Regions from separate parts of the Mus musculus genome. Here region 1 is linked to region 2. Evidence: chromatin loops called from intact Hi-C (ENCODE). Cell type or tissue: heart. All regions are shown on one strand. Each heading gives the region's core, and the rest is flanking DNA. Links, peaks and the distances in the headings are about the cores only.

The links. Hi-C counts contacts between places; a loop is a spot of excess contacts. Peaks named below come from ENCODE experiments on the same cell type or tissue, not always from the same donor. Only the 100,000 strongest peaks of a DNase experiment are listed, where the experiment ranks them.
Region 1: it touches region 2 in a loop (15-fold over the local background); 20 of 42 quality-filtered maps call a loop at or near these places.

Annotation. Positions count from the first base shown.
Region 1 is chr15:48,098,082-48,105,980 of GRCm38, reverse strand. All of the region lies in intron 13 of Csmd3 (CUB and Sushi multiple domains 3), which reads left to right. Among named protein-coding and RNA genes, the nearest start is that of Gm23530, 300 kb to the right of the region's middle. In heart, for the core only: a CTCF peak has its summit at 3,171 (motif pointing left); no DNase peak of the experiment used is centred there.
Region 2 is chr15:48,788,137-48,796,035 of GRCm38, reverse strand. Csmd3 (CUB and Sushi multiple domains 3) reads left to right here and starts at 4,047. Exons shown (of 71, transcript NM_001081391.2): 1 at 4,047-4,309. The coding sequence starts at 4,132. Gm34336 (a long non-coding RNA gene) reads right to left here and starts at 3,266. Exons shown (of 3, transcript XR_384081.2): 1 at 1,299-3,266; 2 at 703-808. In heart, for the core only: a CTCF peak has its summit at 3,115 (motif pointing right); no DNase peak of the experiment used is centred there; H3K4me3 peaks cover 1,697 bases; H3K27me3 peaks cover 749 bases.

The DNA of each region.
Region 1 (7,899 bases), core at 2,136-4,635, 690 kb after region 2:
ATTAACAATGGAAATAGGAGTATTTTACTTACTCTTGAGATGCTTTTCCTTTTACTGGGTGCAGGGCATTTGTGGGGAAGGACTTGGAGGAGTGGAGGAAGGGGAAATTTATCAGGTTGTGATATATGAGAGGAGAGTAAGAGGTAATACAAAGAACACCCATGGTATGCACTCGCTGATAAGTGGATATTAGGGGAAAAGCTCAGAATACAAGTGATAGAACTTAGAGGCCATATGAAGCTCAAGAAGAAGGAAGATCAAAGTGAGGATGCTTCAGTCCTAATTAGAAGGGGGAAGAAAATAAACAGGAGCAAATATGGAGACAAAGTTTGGGGCAGAGCCTGAAGGAAAGGCCATCCAGAGACTGCCCCAGCTGGAGATCCATCCCATATACAGACACCAAACCCAGGCACTACTTTGGATGCAAAAAGTGCTTTCTGACAAGAGCCTGATATAGCTGTCTCCTGAGAGGTTCTGCCAGAGCCTGACAAATACAGAGGTGCATGCTCACAAGCAACCATTGGACTAAGCATGGGGACCACAATGGAGGTGTTCGGGTAAGGACTGAAGGAACTGAAGGGGTTTGCAACCCCATAGGAAGAACAATATCAACCAAGACCCCCCCAAGAGATCCCAGGGACTAAACCACTAACCATGTTTACATATTTACGTGTACACATGGAGGGAGCCATGGCTCTAGCTGCATATGTAACAGAGGATAGCCTTATCTAGCATCAATGGGAAGGGAGGCCCTTGGTCCTGTGAAGGCTCCATGCACCAGTGTTGGGGAATGCTAGGGTGGTGAGGCAGGTGTGGTTGTGTGGTTTGGAGAGAACCCTCATAGAAGCAGGGAAAGGTGGGATAGGTGGTATGCAGTGGGGAAACCAGGAACAGGGATAACATTTGAAATGTAAATAAATAAAATGATTAATAAACAAATAAATAAACAAACAAAATCAAAAGCTACTTGGGAAAAATATTAGAAAATCTGTTGTGCTTCCTCTCTCCTTCCTACACAGAAAACCATGTTACTGTGGCATCATCCAGACACATACATGTCTCATTGATCCACATATGAATTCACAGAGACTGTGGCAGCTGAACAATATTCACACAGATTCAAAACAAGAAAAGCCCAGCAAGCAGAAGGGGAAGTGGACACACAGTCTCACCCATAGCCAAGAAGATGTTTAGGATTGCTACCAGCTAGGAGAATGAAAGTCAATTTGTTCAAAGAGTTTCACTGGTTATATAAACCACATTCTAGGGCAGACCTCCTACTCAGGGGTAGTTGGCCAACAAAAACGACTCCATGTTTTTCTGGAGAGAGTGAGGAGGAAGAGGAGGAGGAGGAGGAGGAAAAGAGAGGGGAGAGAGAGAGAGAGAGAGAGAGAGAGAGAGAGAGAGAGAGAGAGAGAGAGAGAGAGAAAATGGAAGTGGTAGGTCAGAGTAGGAGGCGGGAAGGTCTGAGAGGAGTTGAAGAAGAGGAAAAAATATGATCAAAATATACTTTATTAAAAAATTAAGCCCAATAAAAAATCATATTTTATTAATTTGCAAACACATCTCATATATAGTGTCACAATGTTTGTAATAGCGAATATTTCAGTTTTTAAACAAAATAATATCATCTGGTATCTTAGGAGTTATACTAGTAAAAGATCAAAGCCCTAGATGAATTGTGTAAACATAAAGTTCTGAAGAATTTGAAGAGATAAAATATCATTAGGTAAATGAAACCATGAGAATACGCAATTGTAAGTAATCAGTGTAATATCTATAAAATTCAGTAAGGTGACAAATGGCTTTTACTATTTACTTTATTGTAACAATATCATGTAGATTTTTCTCCTAATGTTTAATTTTTATCTCTTCAAGTTAAACTAAACTCAAAATTTAAAAGGGTATAAGCATGAATTTTTAAACTCAACAGAAGATTGGTATTTCTTTATGTTTTGTTAGTAGTTGATTGTGCCTCCTCTTTTTCTGCTTTTGTTGTAATATCTATTCTGACATGCAATAGAGTAAATACCATATTTAATATAACTCTACACAATCTTGTTTTTTAGTAAATTTTAAATAATCCATGTTTTGATGCATTGGAAATATTTTGCTAATTTATTTCTTTTATTATTTCAATTAACAATTCCTTTTGAGCATATTGTGTGTGAATTAAATTATATCATATATTATAATTTGGTTATTTGAATACATATATTCAAATATATATTAAAATATATATGGAAATGACTAAACCCTTCTGTTTAACACATTCATCATAAAATTTTTATTGTGAATACTCTTAACATCTGATCTCTTAGTTTTTTCAAGAACACTACATTTTTTTTTTATCAACAGTCACAATGTTGCAAAACAGCTCTCTTAGACTTTCTCCTACATAAGCAAAGTGTTATGACCTTTAGCTAACATCATTTTAACACTTTCTTCCCTGCCTCACCCAGGTTATTGCTACATTACTTTCTCCTTCTAAGAGATTGTGTTTTGAAGCCATGCAATGATTCTCTTTTTTCTTACTTCATTGATTATCAACTTCTAATAAACCCCATAACATTGGTCTAGGTTGTATCCATGTCAAGTTTATAAAACACATAATTAACTATATAATTATCTGTTACATTAATGTATAGCAACCAAAAGGCATTAAACAATTATTAACAAGAAAATTTGATGTTTTTACTGCTTTATTTCATATAATCTGAAGTAAAGTAAAAACTCATGGGCTCTTTTGAACATTACCACTACTTGTTTCTTTTTCTTTTCTTTTTTTTTTTTTCACAAAGAAAAGAGAAACCAACAATGAATCTGGAAATGTAATTAAAATATAGATCAGGGGAAAGTTCCAATATATACATAATTGCAACTAAAGACATTGAAAATTCATTTCTGTAGCTTACAGTCCATTTGCCACAATAAATCAGAGAGTCACTTAATGAAAATTGTTTGATTGAAACACTTGTACAATGATGTTTATTTTTACATAGAAATATAATTACATTAAAATAAAAGAATTTCAGGCACTTTGATCAAGAAAACGTATCTTCTGACTACTTAATAATGATGCAGGTAATATTTGGCAAAAAGATTCTTTAATGAAGTAGTTTACTTCAGAAAGAAGTGTTCATGATCAAAGACACAACATTGCCATCTGGTGGTGATTTATGCAAAGCAGTTTTGTTAAATGACCTTTACTGCTAAACTGGTAGGTTAAGGCTGTAAATTAATCTTTGCAAGAATGATAGATCATATTACATGTGAAAATATGTGAATAAAGTATTGCTTATATGCCTGAGCTTCTAAATAAAATTGTTCTCCAAGGTACGATTACAGACCATAATTTTTTACTGAAAAGACAATAAAATCACTCCCTTTTATTATAATTAAGTATGCCTACACACATTTTAATTTAATTACTAATATACTAGCTTGTGTACGTAAACCTATAAGTAAATACATTTAATGCATGTACAAAATTATCTTTACAACAGATATACACTACTAAAATTATTTGCTATGGCTTTAAAAGTGTATTAAACATAATTTTAAATATCCCAATTAAATTATGATTAAAAACATTTTAAACTTTGTTATCATAAAATTGTAATAGCCAGAATATTATGAAAAAGCAAATAATCCTCATTTATATTGGGAAGAAGCACAGAAGTATAAAACAATTGTTGTGACAATCATTCAGGATATTGTCTTTGGAATCGATTTCAGTAGTTTACCTTGAAACCAATATGTAATGGAATGTCTAAGTCTGATGCCAATGTATAATGCCTAAAACAGATAGTTAGGCATTAAACTAAATTTACTTTACATTTTTCTCTACGCCTGTGTGTTTCTATTTTACAGCATTTCTGTAGTATTGAATTTGGTTACAATGCATTATAAACCAAACCAGAGTCAATTTTGAAATCCACTGGCATTTTTCCTTCTTTGGGAAATGACCCAGACATTTCAACCCAGCAAAATGTTTAATGAGAAATAAATAAAACTATAACATAATCCCACAGTAGGTAAATCTTGAGCGTCTGGGTTAGTAAATAAATTAGAAAAATCAACACAGTGATTTTAAAGTATGCCACTGTAAATTTAAACAGAGATTTCATCTGTTCCTTTAAAAAGAGATGTAGCTAACCTTTTAATGGGCCCTCCATTTTTTTTCCTTGTGGCATTCTTCTACAAGCAAAGGGCATTTGTAGCATTTGTGAGGGCAGAGATCTGGGGAGTTTATTTAAATGTATTATAAAGTAGTACCAACCATATTATTATAAAAAACAAATATTCTCATTTACATTGGTTAGCAACACAGATTTTCACTGAAGGGGAATACCACCAAGCACTCTGGCTTTAAAAAGTAATGTTTTTTTTTTGCCCCCTCCCCCCAGGAACAGTTAATATTTGTAATGCTTTGCAAAACCAAAGTATGTAAGAATGTTAGAGCACTCATATATCAGATGACCTACAACTTACAAGATGAGTTGTGATCTGTCTCTGCCTGTACTTGTAGAAAGCTATAAAAGGAGATTTTAGTTAGCACACATCTACTAAATTTGAACATATTTTGACACCAATTTCTTTTAAAATTTATCGACAGTAAAGAGGATATAAGACAACACAAATATTTTAAATGTAGATTGCCTTTGTCCTATAACACTGGGAATTATGCTCTGAATCACATTACCAAATACTGCTTGATGTACATCGCATATGGTCAGCTTTAATCACTGTCAGAGACTGAAGCTCTACTTATTAATAAATTATCATTGAAGTGGGGTTTTTTGTTTTTTGTTTTTGTTTGTTTGGTTGGTTTGGTTTTTGTTTGTTTGTTTGTTTTTCTGTTTGTTTTGTTTTGTTTTGTTTGAGACAGGGTTTCTCTGTGTAGCCCTGGCTGTCCTGGAACTAGCTCTGTAGACCAGTCTGGCCTCGAACTCAGAAATCTGACTGCCTTTGCCTCTCAAATGCTGGGATTAAAGATGTGCACCAACACTGCTCAGCTATTGAAGTGTTTTTACTGCAAAAAGAAAAGTACTGAAGTACTGAGATTCTCACAGGAATGTCTGAGGTTCTTTGCTTGTTTGTTACTGAAATCAAGAGTCTGCCTTACGTCATATTGATCCATGCATATACAAGTGATGAAATGATTCCTTCCTCTTACATCTAGGCTTCAACACAAATTGCTCATGCAAAGTAGAAAACAGACCCAAAATTCATTTATCTTGAAAGATTTTACTGTTGAAAGCTTAACCTAGAGTCAGTGTGATACGGTAAATATTATTTGTAGCAATGTTATAGTTTAAGAAATTTAAACATATTTGATAGCAAAAAATAAATGTAGTTTAAGAAGAGGAGTGGGAAAGAGGAGTCTGCTATTATGGGAAAGCATACATGCTCACTCCATTCACAACCCTGGAGTTACATGGCCCCAACAGTCATACAGGCCGTTGGGGCCATGGGACATTGCTTAATTTACCAGTTTCTTTACCTGTTCTATGAAGTTAATGACAATATATCCTAACATTATTGAGAAAACCACATTTAAATACATTTGAAAGTGTCTAGCACATACAACACTAAATAAATAATAACTATTATTCTGAGAATGGTAATTATTAGTACAAGACAGAATCTTGCTAAAATATAGAATTTCTTTCAGTCAAGATTATATTCTGACAAAGAAAATTACAGTGAATAGCAAAAACATCATTAAGAAGCTGAGAAAATAGCATATTTTACAATAGCAGTTTGAAAATAAAATCAATTTACTGTTTGCAAATTGAATAGTATGCATTAAGCATATGTAGGAGAGATATTTAACTATAATATCATGTTTGGCTACCATATACAATTACTATTCACTAGTAACTTTTTTAATATTGCCAGTGAAACTCTAGCCATATCGTTTGTACCACAAAGAATTTTAAAGATTATTCTTATATAATTTAGTGCAATGTAAAGTTATCAATTCATCATTTGAGCTTGGCTTATCAATCTACAATGCAAATTTAGATGCTACTAGAAAACATGGATGCATAACTTAAACATGATGGTTAAGATATTGGCAAAGTTATTATGTCTGACTCTTCTGATAGAATATGATCTTTCTTGAAGAGTTATCATAGTCATGGAACTCCTTGACATCTAGTAAACTAGGCAATCCTTGATTGCTGAGAGCAGTTGATTTCACAGACTTGAAAGTCTTTGACTTCATCAGTAAATGATAAGTAACAGATAAGAAAGAAGAAGATTATAGGCATGGCTGTGAATGCCTATAATCTTAGCACTTGAGATATAGAAGTAGGAATATCTGTAACTCAAGATTATCAAGTACACAGCTACACAGTGCATCTGAGACCACATAAATTTACAAACATACACATATACATACTCAAATAAATATGCTCATACACGGACACACACATAAATTTTGATATGTATGCTATATCAGAGACCATGACAATCTAAAAGAATACTTCACTGTATAATTCCTATTATGGAGGTTGTAAAGTAAAATATCATGCAAAAATATTTTCAAATTTGGGGAGTAGAATAGGTGGGGTCTGGGTGATGGCATCATGGGTAAAATCATTTTACAAAATTAACTTGATCACTGGAACCCATTAAGGCACCGAGTATGTAATTTCAAGATACCTAATACAAGATGGGACACCAAGAAATTGGAAAAACAGAGTTCGCAGGCAAGCTAGCCTTGAATACAAAATAAACCAAAAAGCAGAAATAAAACAAACAAAAATCTGATTCAAAACAAGCCTGAAAGTGAGAACTAATTTCTGAAGCCTTTTCTCTGATCTTGACACTAAGCACTGTACACCAAACACATGCATACTCACACATGCAAGCCAATACACATATGCATACACTAACATCACAAACATATGCATATGTCCACATACACTCACATACAAATTTTGATATGTGCATGTGTACATACATGTCTTCATTATTTTTTAAATTGAAATGCACTTTAAGCACATATATAATTGAATAAAACAGATGAATACTTAATTATTTGGCTTTTCAATATATATTAGAGTTTACCTTCCTGTACACGTTTGTATCCTATGCATACCAGGTATACATGAAGGCCAGAAGAGGGCATAAGGTCCACTAGAACTGTGAGTCACGATGTAATTTCAGTGAATTAAACCTCAGGCCTCTAAAGAGCAGTGCTTTTAACCAGTTAGCCTCCCTTAGAACTCCAGGAATAAACTCTAAAATTCACGTATTTAAAGAATGAGGATTGTTTTGTTTTGTTTTGTTTTGTTTTTATTTTCATGCAAAAACCTTGGAAATAATTCTGCCTAAACATTTCATAAGAAAATGGCTAAATAAACTAGAAACTTGCAGCTCTGCCTATATTCAGTAGCCAAATTAGGCCACTCCAAAATATTAGAGACAGAAATCTATGTACATAAAGTAATGTTTTTAAGAATAATTACAATGAATTGTTCACTACACATTATCTATGGGAGTTTCTATTTATATGTATATATTTTGCATAAAGACCATTGCATAAAGACCAACAACAACATCAAAGACATAAATAACCAAGCAGGAATGTGATTCTTTCATTGTCACTTGTCATGGAAACATTAGGTACCAGTCCTTCATTATTTCTTAAATTTTGGTAGAAAATGATGATCAAAATGTCATGGATACAATGAATAAAAACTACCCATAAAAATGTTGCTTCATTATCTATGATATTAATATAATAAACTACTGTTGTATTAAAGTTGATATACAGTGTTATCCAGAACCTTTTATGGAGTAGGCCAAAGTATATGAGCCATCAAAACTGTCAACTCAAAAATAAAGGGAAAATAAAAAGCTCCAAGGCAACTTACTAGCTCAATT
Region 2 (7,899 bases), core at 1,944-4,443:
GAGTCAACATTAAACTCAGATATTTTATTTCCTAGGGTTTGAAAAACTATAGACATAACTCAATATAGAATGGAAAATACAAGTATCAATTCCTTATTCAGCTTCACTTTCTTAACATTGTATCCATCTAAACTAATAATAGAAAGAGCAAGGACCAACTTGCTCAGTTATCTTTAAAGCATGACCAACTGTACCTTATTCTATTCAGTTTCTTTTTCACACAGACTTGTGTGTTTTATTAATTAATTAATTAACACTTTTAATTACCAATTGAGTACCTATACTCAATAGACACTAATATTATAGATAAATGTTTATAATACATTTATATCATAATGAAACAATGAGCTTTGTAGAAAGCTGCACATTATCAGCTGCAAAGGTAGATTATTCTTAGATTAATTACTCAATTGAAAACACATGTATTTCTCTCCAAAGTCAAGTAAACTACTTTTCAAGCTATTTCTTAGTATACATATTCTGATTTAATCAATTATTCATAGTCCCATTGCTTTCCTTCTGTGGTGTTAAAATAGACAAATGTCAAGCAGCTATATTAATATTGGACAATTTTTGGAAAGAAATATATGGTTAATCATTTAAGTAACAGATCATTTCTGTCTTAAAGTCTAAGTTCATTGTATCCCATAAGTTGGGCATGAGTTGAGAAGAAATTGCGATCTGGCACTTCTAGGTTCTGACCTGCACTCTTTTTAAAAGCTCTTAAGGGAACTTAATCATTGTGATTGTCTTCATGATCCTTGCCAACTCCCTGTTTTTCATGACCTGTATGCTAGATGGCCAGTGGCTATGGAGGAAAATAGAGAGAAGAAATTTTAGGGACTAAAATTTATAAATTAAAATTTCTTTACATATGTGCATATGTTTCAAAACTTGATTTTTAAAATATATTATCAATTATTGCTTTACTGTAATTATGTGGAGATAATACAAAAATCCTTATGGTTGCAATGACTAAGCTTTTAAAACTAGCATCTCTTGGAGCAAATGTTGCATAAAATAGAGTAGAAAAGTGCTTTGTCTAAGAGTTCAGACAAGTTAGATTAATATATCTACATAGGTATTACTTTGTTTTAGGCAGGATAGTTAGCTTTTCAAGAACCAGGTATTCATGTAGAAGGGGACAGTTGCCACCCTTGTCTGAAAATTTGCAGTGATGATTAAGATATGCCTGCAAACACAGTGTCCACATCTCTACAGTAAGCACTAAATGTTTGCTACTATAGGAGAAATGGTTTTCTAGTCTCCCCAACAGCCTTAGAAAAACCCACACTCACCTTTGCTGCTTTAGTATAGGTGTACAGCAACGGGTGATTCCTGCTGCCAAATACAGAGAGCTATTGTATTTTTCTTTCTGGGTAACTTGAGTGACTTCTCATCCAGGACACTGTCTGATGGTTGTGTTTCCAGAATACTTTCAGAAACATTCCTTTGAAGAGAGCCTGCTCATAAAAGGTAAGTGTGGTCCAGGCCTAAGTATACCAGACTGCAAGTCAGGGCTCCTGATGACCACCGCGGATAATCCTCTTCATCTCATCAAGCCTTAACTTTTACTGACTGTAAAATGTGAGTTTGTTTTTTTTTTTTCTATCCTGTCTCAGAAGCTGGAGGCTGTGAGTGAAAAATGGCTTGTGATTTATGGTAAGCTGTAGGAACAGGAAACTATAGTGTTATTCGATGTATTATGATCTAACCAGATAATGGGCAATAGAAATCGGTGTCTTGGCACATTTTATTTTGTAAAGAATAATTACAATGAAAATCCCCCAAACGTCTGAGAAACTACCTTCTTTAGTTTAAGAGGGATAGTCATATGAGTTCAAAGAGATGAGATACCCTAAAGTAAACCCAGCCGGGATGACTGACCTCTGCAGCTTGGTAAGAAATCTTGGGCTATGTTCTCATTAAGTTCGCATCTACCTCGTCGTTCAGCCCAGCTAATGCAACGCTCACAGCAAAGCACCCTGACATCTTGACTGAAATCAATGCCACCGCCATTGCCAAGGTGGCTGAGCAGGCTAATGACATCTGCTGTGTTGATCCTCCCAATTGCAGGCTAGTCCCAACCTTGTCCTGACTCTCTTTCCAAATCCGCCTATGCAGACTGTAGCAGGGGCACTGTTGGGAAGGAATGGGTATTCTGCCCTGCAGCTTCTAAATGATCCTTTGAAATTTAATGAGGTCAGTTGGGCGTCTACAGTTTTGCCTTTTCTGAACTCTACTCAGAAGAGAAAACCCTGTGTTCTCTCTCTCTCTCTCTCTCTCTCTCTCTCTCTCTCTCTCTCTCTCTCACACACACACACACACACACACACACACATGCACTGCAAAAACACTTGAGAAAACACCTACGCGTAGGAAAAAAAAAACAAACAACAAAAACACCTTCCATCATTTTTCATAAAGAAGCAGCCTTATTCCTTATGACAGCCCCAGTGTGCGCTCTCCTGCTGTATCCTCTTCTCCCTCTCTCTTTCAATGGCAGACTCACACAGAATGTCACATTCCCAGGGAGGAGCTGAGAATCCTTCTAATAGGTTGAACCCACTTGCTATTGACGACTGTGGGTGCTTTTTGGGTGCCCACTTTCCAGAGCAGAACTCCCTCCAGACGCAACTGCCTTGGTCCAGTGAGCCGCCAGCTCCAAGGCGAGCTCAGGGACAAAGGCTGGATAGGGTGATTGCATACTGCACAGGACGGGGTTCTTCATTTGTGAACAGGGTGAGGAGCTGAAAACTCAAGACAGTGCAGTCCGTTTGTTTGAATGATACACAAAGACGCTCCCCACTACCCTTCCCTGCATGCAAATAGGACCACGGACAGGCACTGGCAATTACCTATTCCAGAGTCTGCACTGCAGCCCTACCTAACTCTTGAGCTAGCACCAAGTTCTCGAATGGGTCAGATCGTCAATACGAACCTGGGTCTATGGAACTTGACCACCAAAATATTTGGGTCAGAATCTGTCCGGGAAAAAAATAGATTCGAAAATTAGTATGCCTAAGAAAAACACTCGTCTCAGGGACAGATCTCTTCAATACGAGATACAACAGGGTCCCTTTAGATGTGAAGGAGGAGCGGGAGGCTTGGAGATGGCCAGTAGATGGCGCAAGAACTCTTTCTTTGTACACTCTTAACCCTTGCCTGGTTTATGGGACTGCCAAGTCCAAATGTATAGACATATACATTTTGCCTTTTGAGAGAAACCTCCCATTTACATATTTGGGATCAACTCAGAATTAGGGAAAATGAGCTTTCTCTAGATATCAACGACAGGCACAACTCGTTTAACTGCTATTGCACACTGGCTGCAAGGAGGTTGGGCAAGATAAAAAAAAAAAAAAAAAAAGAACTATTTAGGGAAAGATTCTGACTTCCCTCCCAACCTTACCCCAGCCCGAGCCACGGGTGACATATGCTTACCAAATAATAAAATCCGCGTCATGTTTTTTTTACACCTAGGTATTCTCATATGTAAATTTGTGCGTGCAAATAAATTATCTGTGATTTCCCTTCTGGATTAAATCAAAGTATAATAGATGTCTAAAGCTGTCTGGGATATAAGCAACTACTGTAGTAACACATGTCCCATTCTAGGGACGTGGGCATCGATGGAACCCAATTCATTATCCTCACGGTTTCTCCTAAAGCGACGCAGATCTTCACTTTAAAAATACTCCTTTAGTATGCTTCTATATTCTCAGGCAGGAATGGAGAGCTCACTAACATAATATTTCTTGAACTGCTTTTGCAGGCAGAATTGATCTATTCGGGGGGAAAAATAATCCAAGCCCCGAGATTTCAAATATTGTAGGGAGTTTATCAGAGAGCAGAGCTGGGCTTTTAGAAGCTCACTAGTGCTTTCTGGTGTAGGTTGTAAGGAGCAAGATTTAAGGTTAATTTTGGTGGAGGGGAAAAAACGCAAAAGAAAAGACAGAATCCGGAGTAGCGGAGACTCTGTGCCCCCGTTGGAGAGATGGTTGAGTCCTCGTCAAGGTTGCTGTGGTATCCCAGAAACACCATTCACTCCGAGCTGTGACCGCGCACCAACAACAGCAACAACTCTACTGCGCTGGGCTGAGGAGCCAGAATCCAGAGCTCGCGAATAATATGAAAGGGAGCCGCAAAGGAGAAAGCAGAGCAAAGGAATCCAAACCCCGGGAGCCTGGCACGCGAAGATGCGCTAAATGTGGCCGCCTAGACTTCATCCTGAAGAAGAAAATGGGGATTAAAAGTGGATTTACGTTTTGGAACCTCGTCTTTTTATTGACGCTGTCTTGTGTAAAAGGTAGGTCTGTTTTCCGGGGTACCCTCTTCTGTGGTGGACATGGGCTTGACTTGTCGCCTGAGAGAGGCTAGCAAGCTTAGTTTGCAATTTGCACGGATAAAATAATAGGGAAAATACTGATGAAGGAGTTGATTCACAGCTCCTTTTCCTCCCCTCAGATAGGAAATGCATTTTGCTTGCCAGATTTGGCGTTCAATGCGGTGATTGAGCCTGTGCTCAATAAATATTCTTGCAGTATGCTCAAACCAATACGTGAGTTGGTTCCTATAGCCTCTAACTAGTGGATATCCACGCAGAATTCCTCTGCAAGACTTTTTTTTTTTTTAAGTGGTGAGGATTATCTTGATTTCTAGTGGAATCTGTGGGGTCTGATGCTTTGCACAGATTTTTTTTTTTTTAATTGAAGACACTGGCGTGAGTGCCTTTTAACCATTTCGGACAGCAAAGTTGCCAACATGCTAGAAATGCATGGGTTTTAAATACATTAGGAGACAGAGCCTTCCAGAGCTCGGTCACACCAACATGAATGTCTGCATACAAATTTGAATTATTTCTACGTGGCTTCCTATGCAAGGATAAATGTAGGGGAGCTTTTTTGGATACTCTGTTAATGCTTGGTTAAAAAAATTAATTAATTAATAAAAAAATAAAAATGAGGCTGAGATGCCACAAAGTGTGAAGATCCACCTTTGAGGATGAATGAAGGTAGGGAGAAAGTCATTAGCAGCTGACCAAAAAGAAAATCCCCGGCAAGTCTCTGCGTTCAGACAGGTACAATGAGTGTCACATGCACAGACAAGGAGTGGGGGCGGGTGGGATGGAAAATTTATTCCTAAGCAGGAAGGGAAGGGACAGTTGGATCGCTGGAGAAAGAACAGTCTGGGGGACAAAATAGAGCCACAGCTATTCCACAACTTCTGCACCCCAATGCCCATTAATTGCTGCAAAGAATACTCGGGAGGTGTTTATGACTCATGCCGTCGTTTCTGAACAATCATTTCTCCATCCCCACAGCAGCTCCAACAGACACGGGGAATGGAGCTCCTAGTGAAGCTAGTTTCCAATCCTGCTTTTCGGTGCCTTGAGGGGTGGAGGGGCAGTGTTGGCCCAGGCGCGCCAAGGCTATCAGCACAAACTGGGCGCTTTTTCCTTTGTAAAGGAGTGCCTCTCTGAACCGCAATCGGGCCGCGTCTCTATGAAACACTTTATTGTCCAGCTTGCAGCTGGCTGTCCCCTCGCAGAAGGCAGCACATTTGCATTCAGTGGATATGATAATTCATGTTTGGGGAGGAGGGAATTGGAGAGGTTACCTCTTCCTCAGCGATGACCAATGATGGGTGGTCTGTTCCGAATTTTAATTGACATCTCTAAATGCCAAGAAGTCATCCCTGGTCTCTGTGTGGCAGCAACTGCTTTGTAACCCCAACCTGATATTTAAAGCTGTGTGTGTGTGTGTGTGTGTGTGTGTGTGTGTGTGTGTGTGTGTGTGTGTGTGTGTATTTCTGGGAATAAAACGCCTGTCCGAAGCGATGTAGATGTAACTAGTCTACCTACTGCACAAACCCCGTTTCTGGTTGCTTACAAGGGGTTTTCGTCGCCAGCCGAGTGTGCGACGAGAGACACGTCTGGGCTTAGTTTTCCTGCCACTCGGAGTGGGTGGTTAATGGATGGCCCTGGGGCTGCCTGCTAGACACGCGCTCGGCTCCGCGTGGAGAAGTCGCGGTCAGCCAGCAGCAGCCCCGGCTGAGGGAAGAAACGTAGAAGTGTCTCCTTCAAGAAGATGACCGAGGGTTAAGTGCGAATTTTCATGAGATACCTGTTGAGCCAAAACGTTTCGGGGGCACATTAGAAGGAGTGAGTTGCCAAAGCGGCAGAGCACGTCAGCCAGAGAAACGCAGAGCTGGGCCGCTTGCAATTTCAGCTCTGGCTGCCAGCACCTACCGTATTTTACGAAGAAAATGCGCCGACGGAAAAGAAAGGAATGTTCATTTGCTTTGAATGGCGTTGGCAGTAGGAGACACCGCTCCTCCACCCACAACTCTTACACTTTGGAGGGAGATAATTGGTCTCCTTTGAGTTTCTTCAAGCTTTAGGGACTTTGGGAAGGTGTTGCGTGCCATAGTCATCTTTGGTCTTGTCCAAAATCAATAGTACACAGTTCATTAAAAGCTTTTTAATGGTAATAAAGTTTTTAATTACCATACTTCTGGTACTTAGGTGATACGTCTGACACTTTATACTATGCAAGGCTATTCCCATCCCCACAAACTTGCATGCATTCTGTTTTAGAAGCTCACTCCAAGACTCAGAGGTTCCCATTTTGATAGTGTCTTATTTCTCCAGTTTAAATTTTAATTTCACCTAGGTCTCAAGGTTTTTGGGTTTTTTGTTTGTTTGTTTGTTTGTTTGTTTTGTTTTGTTTTGTTTTTAATGAGATTGCTGCATTGTCTTACACATTGTGTGTTCTAGTCTCTAATCCCTCTTTTGTTTCTCTCATTGTTTCTTTTGGGTTTCTCAGGCTCATGGAAAAATCATAGCTTGACTAAAAATCCTAGCATAGGTTAATGTCAGGAAATCCATGTCGCACAGTGTTCTCTCCGAACCTCTCCATACACCACCATTCTACCATCTGTCTATAGTTTTCACCCCTCAGCTGTCTCCCTTCAGATGACACAGAGGTTCAGGGGAAGATAAAGTGATCTTTTGTAGGCCCGAGCCACCTGAATCGCTTGAAATAAAAGGTTCAAGCCTGATGACAAAGTGGAGGGCAGTGGAGTTGCATCCTAGGCTTCATTCTTGCCTGGAAAAGAAAAAAAAAAGGGGGGAGGAAGGGAAGGAGATGGGGTTGATGGGAGGGAGGAAGGAAGGGAAGGAGGGAGGGAGGGAGGGAGGGAGGGAGGGAGGGAGGGAGGGAGGGAGGGAGGGAGGGGGAGGGGGAGAGAGAGAGAATTTGAAATGAATCTTCTAGCTGTATGGTATCTGGATTTCACCTAGAAAGAAATTGTAAATCCTAAATCTTAAGTGTCCCGCCCATGTAAAGAGAAGCTACTGGGTGCTTTCTCACACTTATGAAATGATAGGAAAGGGGTTGCCATGGTGCAGGAGGTCAGTGTGGTGTAGACTCCAATCAGCAGCAGCAGGAGAGCTGGGTGTTGTGTGCCTCACTCTCCTTCCAGGTGCCTGTTCAGGGATTTCTCCTGGACTTTGTACTTCAGGAAGGATGAGCCTTCTTGCTTGCTCTGGGACTTCCAGTACATAAAGACCAGGACACAGGACATAGAGCTCTGGGGGAGGGAGGACCCAACACAGAATCCTCAGTTCTTTCCTGCAGGCTGGAAGGCGGTGTCAAAAGCAGTGTCAAGGCAGCAGGGAAGAGCAAGAGCTGTGCTTTTTCTCAATTCTCCCATGCCTGGATAACCTTTCCTGAAGTTCCCAGCCAGGTCGATGTCCCCAGGGAAGGACAGTCTCACTTTCCAATCTTAACACTTTTATCTGACACATCAGGAGGAGGGAGGCAAGCAAAGTATCTTGTGAAAGCTTCTCAAAGAATACACTGTGCACACAAAATCATAAAAACAGCAACAGAATTC